2 separate regions of the Mus musculus genome follow, and region 1 is linked to region 2. A link is a loop called in an ENCODE intact Hi-C map of the cell type or tissue named here. Cell type or tissue: gastrocnemius. All regions are shown on one strand. Each heading gives the region's core, and the rest is flanking DNA. Links, peaks and the distances in the headings are about the cores only.

Region 1 (5,367 bases), core at 184-5,183, 180 kb before region 2:
CCTCACTGGTCACTGACTCGTGCCAGTCACCCCACTCAGGCCCTTGGGCACTCCTCCCTCATGTGCCCACTTGATGCCACATACACAGGCACTGAACTTGGTTATACCGGCCTGGTGGGGCTGCACACCATCACCTCCTACAGACACCTCAATGCCAAGACCTAGGGTTCTTGGGAAACCTCCTACCCTGTAAGCGGGGGTGGGATGGAGTATTGCATTGTCACCCCAGTCTTGTGTCTGGGCTGTCAGTTCATCTGACCAATGGGAAGCCTGCACTGGGGTCAGAATACCAGCCTCACTCATATGCTTGCTTCTCTCTTGTCCTCTTGGGCTCTTCCTTTCCCCCTCTCTCCCCATGCTCACGGCTGTGGCCGGCCTCGACTTCTCTACTCTCTATCTCTACTACACTCTTTTTTTTTTTTTTTTTTTTTTTTTTTTTGAGACAGGGTTTCTCTGTGTAGCCCTGGCTGTCCTGGAACTCACTTTGTAGACCAGGCTGTCCTCGAACTCAGAAATCCGCCTGCCTCTGCCTCCCGAGTGCTGGGATTAAAGGCGTGCGCCACCACCGCCTGGCTCTCTATTACACTCTTAACTCCCTTCCCTGAGCCATGAATAAACTCTATTCTACACTATAAAGACAAAACCAAATACCAGCCTCAGCCAGGATCTCCACGAGATCATGACCCACCCAAGGGTGCCACTTAGCACCTTTCAGGGCTCAAATCCACTTGGTGCAGGGACTTGAGCTGGTGCCACATACCTCCTTGCCCTCTGACCCCTGCCACATCCTAAGGTCTAAGGCACCATGCTGTGCCCCCCTATCCCATGGCTGCCCAGTTTCGGTCCTTGAGGCTCTGAAGCCAGCAGAGGAGATACCAAGCCCAACAGTTCTTCTCTGGGCCTCTGTAGGAGCTGACACCTAGGCTGGGGTGGGAACAGGGCGCAGGGTGGTACAAGCCTAGCAGGCCTTGGCTGTGAGGCGTCCCTTCTAGGAAGGTTGGGTGGAAGCTGGGCAGGCAGGACGGGCAGGAAACACAGCAAATGGGCTCCCAGAAACGTCAGCAGCTCCAGAAACCAGCTGCTGTGTGGCTTGTTTATCCCAGTTAAGAAAGAGGATAAGGTCTACTGTCATCCAGCCGACCCTGTCTCTGACTAGACATTGGGCACCCACCCGGAGCCCTGAGGGTGTGGAGGGCAGGAAGGAAGATGGAGCATGGGCTCATCTGCAGCCAATGAACTGGGGCCTGAGGGGATGCCCACAGCTGTCTTGAGCTCAAGCTAGATCTACCTATGAAACCCCCGAACGCTCAGTTCTGAGAAGCACCAGGAGTGAGTCCCAAACTCACCAATGCCCTCCAATATCAGCATGCCAGCCACCAAGCCATGACCCCAACACCAGAAGGCCCAGGCAGCTCCTCAGAGAGAGCCTGGTGCCATCCCTCGAGTAGCCTTTGTGACCGAGAACCGGGATCTCCCGGGAGCACATGAAGAAGACACAGCCAGGGCAGGTGCTGGCTGTAGAGGTCCCTGGCCAATCTGGCTGTGACTCTGTGGCTGACCCTAGTGAGATGACCTCACCCAAAGCCACAGAAAACCTGGCAAGAGTCTGAAAACAGTGAAGTAACAGAAAATTTGAGCAGTGACACTGGGGGGTAGGGGGCTGTCCCCAGGGGGTTGGTTCAGGGTGTGCTGGAATGGGACTGACTAGTAGAGACTGGACTGAGAGAATCAGGGTAGAATAGAAATGACAGGCGGGACAGGGCCTCCAGCACAGGAGGTGGTCTACAGTGGAAAGTCAGGAATGGAATGGAAATGACCATATTGTTCTCAGTGGAGGTGCAGGACAGGATGGGAGTGACAGGTGGGAAGGTGGACCTCGAGTCCAAAATCCTACTCCAAGAGGACACTGGGCTCTGGTCTTGAGTGGAAAAATTTGGGGCCTAGGCTCCCAAGTGGCAGACTGAGGCCAAAGGGCAGGAGGCGGGGCCTGAGAGCTGAGGAAGTGAGGACCAGAGATAGCATCTGTAAGAGTGGTATCAGGGTATCCAGGCGTCAGGAGCCAAGTGGTAAAGTTGCCGGGGGTGGGCGAGCGGATGACAGCTGGGGTCAGGGGTCAGAGGTCAGGGGTCAGAGGTCACCTTGAGCAGAACGAAGAATTCAAAGAGGCGGCGGAAAGCAGGTGGGAAGAGGCGTGAGTAGGTGACGGCCATCTTGAAGAAGAGAGCGTGGAAGAGCCGGTCGCGCACGTTGATGAGCGGGTTGGGGTTGAGATTGGGGCCGCGAGGGCCGCGCACGGGCGCCGCGCCACCACCCCCGCCGCCGTTGGGCCCGGGCCCTGGGGCTGCCGCGTGCTCCGACATCACCGCCCCGCGTCACCCCGGCGGCCGCCGGCTGACCCCCGCCGCGTCCCGGCCGCCGGATCCCCCCCGCCGCCCCCGGCCGCCGCCGCCGCCTGCCCCTTTGCTCGCGTCCGTCCGGCCCGCGACGCCGGCGAGAGCGCCGGGCCAGAGCGCCGCCCGTGCGCGGGGCACGCTGGGATCGCCGCGGCCGCCCGAGGAGGCCGGGCTTCAGGGCCGAAAGGCGGGCACCACGAGTAGTGGGCGGAGCCTGACTTTACACATTTCATGCGGGTCGCCTCAGCGCTAAAGGGCAGAGTACCATGGAGTTCAGTTTATTTTCCTAGTGCTCCTTCAAGCTTTGTCCGGTCTCGTTTGCAGTGAGCTTGCAATTTGCAGGGGCTACACGGAGTGCATTAAAGAGCAGCCCCGTTTGTTTGCATATATTCACTCCCACATACTGTGGCACGGCCTGGGGTGGAGTCGTGTGTCACGATTCATTTGCATTGAGCTTTATCTTTATATATGTGAGTACACTGTCGCTGTCTTCAGTCTCACCAGAAGAGGGCATCAGATACACCAGAAAGGAGTTGTGAGCCACCATAACGGAGGCTGGAACTTCAACTCAAGATCTCTGGAAGAGGCGTCAGTGCTCTTAGCCATGTCTTTAGCCCAGAGCTCTATCTTAAGCATTGAGCGGCAGTGTCGGGTGTAATTCGTTTGGTTTGTGGAGGGATCCAGGTTAGCGGTGGGCGATCTGTGGGGCGTGGTCTCAGAAACAAGCTAAAACATTTGCATCCACCTGCGGGCGGGGCGACGTTGCCCGTCGTATTTGTATATGGTTTCCTATTGGCGGAGAATTAGAGGGGGCGGAGACGCACTTAGTAAGGCCTATTTACATAGGGCTTCACTCTGGCCACAGCCTCACTTAGGGGCGGGGTCTGCTGAGGACTCATTACCCACCCTGCCCTGGGAGGCAGGGCTTCCTAACTGCTCATTAGCATAATGTTTTCATTGGCGGCCGCAGCGCTGAAGGGCGAAATTCCATGGATAGTTTACTAGCAGACAGTTTCACCATCGCACCAGTATCACGGATTCCGCGCTGATCCGGCTACCACTGAGGGGCGGAGCCTCGTAGTGCCTGTCTAATTTGCATATGACTTCCCAGAAGGCTTCGCTGGCACAAGCTTCTCCCAGACAGCTATATTAATTAGTTAAATGTGAGCTTTCACGCGGATAGATAATTATTCTGAGCGGTGTTATGAGTGGTAGCCTTTCTTTTTGACATGTGAAAACGTTACTTTATCCAAACAAAAACAAAAAAAAATCATAATTACTGTATGTGAAAAGTAATTTGCTTCTCTGCCTTTAAATACCTGAGGCAAAAAACCGTCGCTTGTGCTCGCTTCGGCAGCACATATACTAAAATTGGAACGATACAGAGAAGATTAGCATGGCCCCTGCGCAAGGATGACACGCAAATTCGTGAAGCGTTCCATATTTTGTTTCATCTCAAAATAACGCAATTGACCCTTTGAAGTCTCCTTTTCTACTATAGCTGCCACATTCCCGTACAATTTGCCTGAACAAGGGCATTTATTGACCGGTTACTGCGCACTCGAAGGAAGCTGTCTGTTTTTAGGACGCAGCAGAGCTGTCTCTGTATGCACCGTGCCCTAACGTTGTGCGCCTTCTATATACCTCCAGCTTGAAGGAAGGACTAGGAGCATCTGTATGATGGAACAAGATGAGAATTTCTGCATCCGGACTGGGCGGCCAGGAAAAGGGCGGGGCGCTTTACCGGCTGAGCGAAGGGAACCCCTCCCTCCTAGCTTTCAGATACCCCAGAGTCACCGTCTGCTGTTACCCAGAGCACCTTGCAACACAGTAGGCACCTAATAAATGTACCAGTCTTGAAACTATTATGGAATACACTTGTCACTTGTTTGAAAATAGGAAACGTCCCTGGGTGACCCGAGCTTTAGAAAAACCTAGCCTGACCTTCGTGGAGAAGCAATGGGGTTCCCTCCAGCACAGGCCAACACGTCAGTCAGTCATATCGCTCACGACCAGAGCAAGCAAGGCTTGACTGAGAGATGGGATTTTACTTTATTTACTTTTTGAGTTTGTGGTCTTTCCTTGGCTGTTCTGGAACTTGCTCTGTAGAGCAGCCTGGCCTTATATTCACAGTGATCCTCTTGCCTCTCTCTGCCTCCGGAGTGGTGATCTCAAGGGCATGGTCACCACACCCACAGCAGAAGCACTACCACCCAGATCCCAGGCACTGCAGAGATGGTCTGTCCCCCGGAAGGTGTGACCCTGGCAGGGAGAGTCATCCTGGGGCCCAGCCAGCTTCCAGCAGCTAGGGCCAGAATTCTTAAGATTTTTGACATCTATATCAGCCGCCCCAAGAGGAGTTTGCAAATATTAACTCATCTGATTTTCAGACAAGGAGCCTGGAGTTCAGAGAGAGCTGATAATTAGTGTCACACAGTGAAATGGGGAAGGAGGATTTTTGTTTGTTTTTCAATACAGGGTTTCTCTGTGTAGCCCTGGCTGTCCTGGAACTCACTCTGTAGAGCAGACTGGAGTCGAACTCACAGAGAACCTCAAGAGTGCTGGGTGGGACTAAAGACGTGCCACCACCACCCAGCTACATGGAATGTTAAATTCCATTCATTTTCGATCTCAGGACAGAGTTCTAATACACTAAGCTGCTAGAAATCCAGAATCTTGGGATCTGGGGTGTTTGGGGTTTTGTTTCTGGGATTGTAAGTCACAAAGCAGCAGGGCCAGGGTTTGAATGTGGCACACAGTCCTCTCGGCATGGAATAGTTTTCCTTATTTGTTCTTATTTCTCAACCACTTCAAAGCTCAGAAAGCTCTTCTGAGCTCAGGGGCGGGACAGAAGGAGGGAGTGGCTGGCCTTGCTGCTGGGCGGGAGCAGAGATGTGGCTATACTTCACAGCATACACAGTGTTTTGTTCAAATTTCAGCCCCTGTTAAGAAAATGAGGGAAGTTGGACTCATC
Region 2 (5,367 bases), core at 140-5,139:
TCTGGTCGGACTGGTGGGAAATGTGTTTGCTGGAGACAGATGTGCCCTAAGAAAGTGACTATTATCTTGTCATCCCAGCACTAGAGAGGCAGAGACAGGAGGATCAGAGTTCTAGGTCACTGTCCGCTACACATGGCCTTCTCGAGGCCCTGTCTCACAGGGACAAAAAGGAAGAAATTTGCAGAATCTTGGAAATCCGCACAAATTGGGGCAGTTAGGTGTCAGCTCAAGAGTTGGCAGCCAGAGAAGACATCGCAGAGGAGGAGGCAACCCAGCTGCCGCCCTTGACCTAGTCCCCATCAGACCCTGGAGGCTCCCCAGATCCCACTCACTTCTCAGATGAAGCAATGGGGTCAGGGAGGTGCCTGGGTGCCGCCTACCCAGACAGCTGGGCCTGTGGGCTACAGCTGACCCTCTGCACCTGGGTGGACAGGTGTTCCAGGGTGTCCGCTTGCATGGGGACCCTCCAGGCACCATGAGGTGGACAGATGCTTGGTGACCTGGGGATTTGTGCACACATGTGACTGTCCCTATGCAGCTAAGTGCAGAGGAAGTGCTGCAAACCACCAGCCCGAGGCAGAAGCGTCTTTGCTTACCTCTGTTTCCAGGGAGCCTGTTAGTGTGTTACCCCTACATGGAAGGCCACACTACTGTTAGATATGTGTTTGAGGGGGCATACTGTGAGTGGACAGGATGGAAGAGGGGTGGCTCTTCCTGCCCCAGGGGTGATGGGGTGGAGGTGGCCCTTGCTTAGCAGCATTTGAGAACCCTTTGGGGTAGATGCCTTCCAACCCCTCCCTTCCACTAGTTTTAGGAACCCAAATAGGTCAGTTCCCAGGCTGATGAACCTAGCTTCCAGGGCTTGCTGGGCATCACTGTAGGGTTGCTGGTGGTTTTTTGACATCTGATACAGTCCTTGTGCCTTTAGAATGAGTGCATGTTCCTGCTCCTACAGCCCTGACCTGGCTTCAGTGCACTGTTTTCCAGTCCCAGACATTTATTAAAGGCAGGCAAGTAGCCGGGTGTGGTGGCGCATGCCTTTAATCCCAGCACTCAGGAGGCAGAGGCAGGCGGATTTCTGAGTTCGAGGCCAGCCTGGTCGTCTACAGAGTGAGTTCCAGGACAGCCAGGGCTGCACAGAGAAATCCTGTCTTGAAAAACCCAAAAAAAAAAAAAAAAAAAAAAAAAAAAAAAAGGCAGTTAAGTTAAGCAGGTATAGGAAACCCGTGAGGACCTTCCACGGGATCTATCAGATACCAAAAGCATGTCGAGTCTGTGACTGTGAGCCCAACAAGTCTGCTGCAGAGGGCGTGGATGTGCATGTGTATGGCGTGGCATGTCATAGGATGTGTGTGCTGTCTGAGGCGTCCCTCTGCCGCTCAAGGCCCAGGTCTGGGCAAGAGCCTGCAGGGCCTGGCCCTCCCAGGCTTTCCTATTTCCATTCCTGGGGTGTGACTCAGGGCTGCAGGAGGGATGAGTCACAGGAACTTGAGCCTAGCCCGCCCTGGCTGCAGACCCCTTCCAGAAGCAGAATGCAGTCTCTTTGAGTGGCAGAGAAATCAGAGCCCACTCTGTAGCAGAAAGGCAAGCTTAACCCTTACAGGTGATTCTGGACTCACTAATAGGGAGAGCCCAGGTGCCTCTGACACAGCTCTCTGTTGTGCCCACCCAGGAACGTGAGTCACAGGCATAGATGGCTACATTACCTCCGTGGGTGCTGGCCCACCCAGTCACGTACACCTAACCCTGCATCTACATCCAGGTTGTGTTCGTGTATGTTGGCGTCACAGCACCCTGCCCACCCATCCTGTCCTTAGGGAAAACAGGTCAGTCATGCAAAGGTGACTGTGTCCTCTTCACACATATTTAACAAACCCATTTCCTCTGTCCACAGGATCCAGATGTTTTCTCTGAATCCTTACATTTCCATCTATGTCCCTCCGGGTCTTCTGCCCACGTGCACACATGTGCGCCACACCTGGCCACACATGCATAGGCTGCATCTTCCACCCTGGCTCTGGTCCCAGAGGATAACTAACTGGGATAGCTAACTGGGCGGGTTCCAGGCTTTGCCATCACGGTCCCACTTGTGCGCCCCCGCCGGGCAGAGGCCAGGTGCAGTGTCCCCGGCCCCCGCCCGGCCGAGAAGGGGGCGGTAATTACCGGGCCCCGGGGTGCCCCCCCCCCAACGCGCCTTTCATCCCGGGCCACGCCCGTCCCCAACCCAGACGCTTATTACCATCTCCCGCCCGGTCATTAGCCTGGGTCCGGGAGGACCCGGCGGGCGGACGGAGAACCGGGGATGGGGAGGTGGAGGCGTCACCCCTCGTCGTCTCTATAGCGACGCCCAGCAGCGGAGTGGGGTGCAGGGTAAGCCCGAGATCAGGACTGACTGGACTCGCCTTCTAGGGGTGCAGCTGACACCCTGCCCCCCTCTCGGATTTATACAAGACACATGGGATCCCTTTGGGAGTAGTACTAGTGTCCCGATGGGCGACACTGGGCCAACTGCTCTGCCCAGACGCGCAGGAGCAAACCTCGAGCGTGCAGTCCAGCTACCACCGAGCTGGGCACAGCGAAGGTAAACCAGCACTGACACTGACAGCTCTGGTTTCCGTCAGTGATAACTGTCCACGATGGCGACGTCTAGTGGCCATAGCCTGGCCAAGCAGCTGGTGGCCGCCTGGAAAGAGGTGGGACATGAGTCCTGAACACTCCAGCCGAGGCTGTAGCGCCCTCTCCTGTCCTTATCGGGCAGAGAGCACTATTTGGGATTTGCCCGTGGTTCAGGGATTCACAGCGTTGGTGGATATGAGGTGTGTGTAAGAGAGAGTTTCAGACTCCTTTAAAGCCCACCAAAAGAAACAAAGGGTCATGGTGGCAAGCTAAGCCACCTGTCCACGTGGTCACAGGTAAGTACACGGGACACGCTTTAGACACAAGTACACCAAAGGCGAAAGAAAATGCACCCTGAAGCCGTATCCATGGGTCAGACATTTTCACGCTTTTCTGGGGCTCGAAAATGGCTATGGGTAATGGTGGAGCCCGGCCCAAATGAGCCGGTTAGTAGTAAGCTTAGTAAGTGGGTGCTGGTTGAATGAATGAATGAATGAATCAAAGACTGAGTACGGCAATTCTCAAAACCAGGAACTGGAAGGTGCCAGAATGTGAGCCAGGCTAGGGGCCCAGCATGATCCTGGGAGCTGGGATTACAGGGATCCAATTTTCCCTCCTGTGGGCACATTGTAGGACTGTTGCTTCTGGCTCTGCTGGCTTGTGGTCCAGCGGTCCCTGCAAGGCACGATCCCCTCCCCTCCTGGATTGCGCACATTGAGGGAGGGAAGGCATCTTGGTCTCTCAGCTCTTTTTAATAACCTCCTTGCGTGAGTGGCTGACGCAGCAGGCTGCTCTGACGGGGATAGGAGGGCTGCGTGCAGAGAGCGAAGTGCAGAGGGGGTGGCCATGAGTCACCAGCTGCTGTCTAGGGGGAGGGGAGCATCGAATCCCTGAGGGGTCCTGGCATTCTTCTCCTGGTGACAGCTGGGTCACCTCGACCAACTTCATCTGAAGGTCAGTGAGTCTGAGGCTTAAAGCAGGGTTGGGATGTCTCAGTTCTCAAGTCACCAGACTGTACTCTCTCCAAGGGGCAGTGCTGAAGTGTGGATTTCCTATCACTGATATCTAGGGAGATGTCTGCACTGGCTTGTTCCTCAGGCCATATATTAAGCAGAAGCCATTGAAGTGAGAGGTGAACTGCCTTAGATGGGGGTTAGTTAGGATCCTTACATAAAACCGGGCGTGGTGGCGCACGCCTTTAATCCCAGCACTAGGGAGGCAGAGGCAGGTGGATTTCTGAGTTTGAGGCCAGCCTGGTCTACAAAGTGAGTTCCAGGACAGCCAGGGCTATACAGAGAAACCCTGTCTTGAAAAACCAAAAAAAAAAAAAAAAAAAAAAAAAGGATCCTTACATAGGCTACTCAGGACTCAGGACTCTCAAAACCACAGTGGAGGGAGAAGAAAATGTAGCCTGGAGACATGGGTCTGTTATCACAGCTACTTGGGATGTGAGCCTACGGATTTCAAGGATAGATTGAAAAATGTAGGTTGTCTCAAAGGATCAAATGGCCTAGTGGTAAAGGGCTCTTGCAGAGGACGTGGGTTCAATTCTCAGAATCCACATAAAGGTTCACAGCTGTCTGGACCTCTGCATCCAAAGGATCCAGCACTCTCTTCTGGTCTTTGTCAGCGCAAGATAGGCAAGTGCTGCATAGACATTCAGGCAAACACCCATATACATAAAATTAAAATACACTTTTTTGTTTTGTTCTCTGTGGTGTGTGTGTTTAAGAAGGCTAAGGATGTAGCTTGGTTTAGCCACTACTTAGAATTCTGCAGTGAGGGGTTAGGGGTGTGGCTCAAGGATAGAAATCCTTCCATGGCATGCTTGAGACTCTGGGGTCTCTTCTAGAAAATGCAGGTACACATTGAAAAGAGTGGTGTTTTGCCATCTGTGTGGTAATGTACACCTGGTTGGAGATGGGCAGAAATCAGGGTTCAAATGGTCGTTATACAGCAGGTTGAGATTTGTAGGAAAACTGAGTTGGGTGCAGGAAATCTAGAGAAAATCTTGACATTGTGATTAATACTGGGATGGAAATTTTAGGGCTGATCTTATGGAGTGTCCTTGGGGTCCAAAGAACTGTTAGGCAGCAGTTGTATTGGGAGGTACTTTTGGACTAGAGTAATTCGGTGGTTTTGGTTTCATGAGCAAGAACGGAGAAGAGGGGCAAGCAAGATGACTCAGTGGATAAAGCTGCTTGTGGCTAATCCTGAGTATGATCCTTAGGACCTACATGATGGAAGGAGAGACTCCATCTGTCTTCTGGCTTCACAAATGCGCCTCAGTTAAATAACTGTAATTAAATATTAAAAGAAAAAAAAGAACATAAAAGTGTTGAGTCGATGAGTCAAGGTTGGAGCCATATTTGGGAGTCTCATTGAGGTAGCAAAAGCTCTTTGTTCCCCGCCGCAGGACAAACGGGTCGGGAACGCGGAAGTGGGTCAGCTCCGCCTCCAAATCAGCTGTCCCCGCCTCCTAGTCGCTAGCGGGCGGGGGGTGGGGGGGAAAAATGCGGCCAGGAAAGATTCCAGCCAATCAAAACACTCAGCGCCTCCGCGCGGACTAGGGCAAAGCCAACGGAGTCCCGCCCCTCCACCGAGGCGCAGATGCCGAATCTAAGGCGTCGGATTGGTCAGCGCGGCGTGGTGGGCGGGTTAAGGGGCGTGGCTCCAGGAGTGGAGTATATCAGGCGGGACTCTTGCGCTCCCCCTCGCACTCGCGCCTTAGGAAGCTTGGGTGTGTGTGGC

The links. A loop is a pair of places that touch in the nucleus more often than their neighbours do. Peaks named below come from ENCODE experiments on the same cell type or tissue, not always from the same donor. Only the 100,000 strongest peaks of a DNase experiment are listed, where the experiment ranks them.
Region 1: it touches region 2 in a loop (6-fold over the local background); 1 of 42 quality-filtered maps calls a loop at or near these places.

Annotation. Positions count from the first base shown.
Region 1 is chr10:79,981,772-79,987,138 of GRCm38, forward strand. It overlaps Tmem259 (transmembrane protein 259), which reads right to left and starts at 2,489. Exons shown (of 11, transcript NM_001003949.4): 1 at 2,139-2,489. The coding sequence starts at 2,360. Gm26243 (a small nuclear RNA gene) reads left to right here and starts at 3,735; the gene lies at 3,735-3,841. In gastrocnemius, for the core only: a CTCF peak has its summit at 2,876 (motif pointing right); DNase peaks (open chromatin) are centred at 1,716, 2,186, 2,558, 3,261 and 1 more place; H3K4me3 peaks cover 4,634 bases; H3K27ac peaks cover 4,803 bases.
Region 2 is chr10:80,162,507-80,167,873 of GRCm38, forward strand. It overlaps Cirbp (cold inducible RNA binding protein), which reads left to right and starts at 5,333. Exons shown (of 7, transcript NM_007705.3): 1 at 5,333-5,367. In gastrocnemius, for the core only: no CTCF peak of the experiment used is centred there; DNase peaks (open chromatin) are centred at 2,128, 2,673 and 3,429; H3K4me3 peaks cover 1,706 bases; H3K27ac peaks cover 4,218 bases.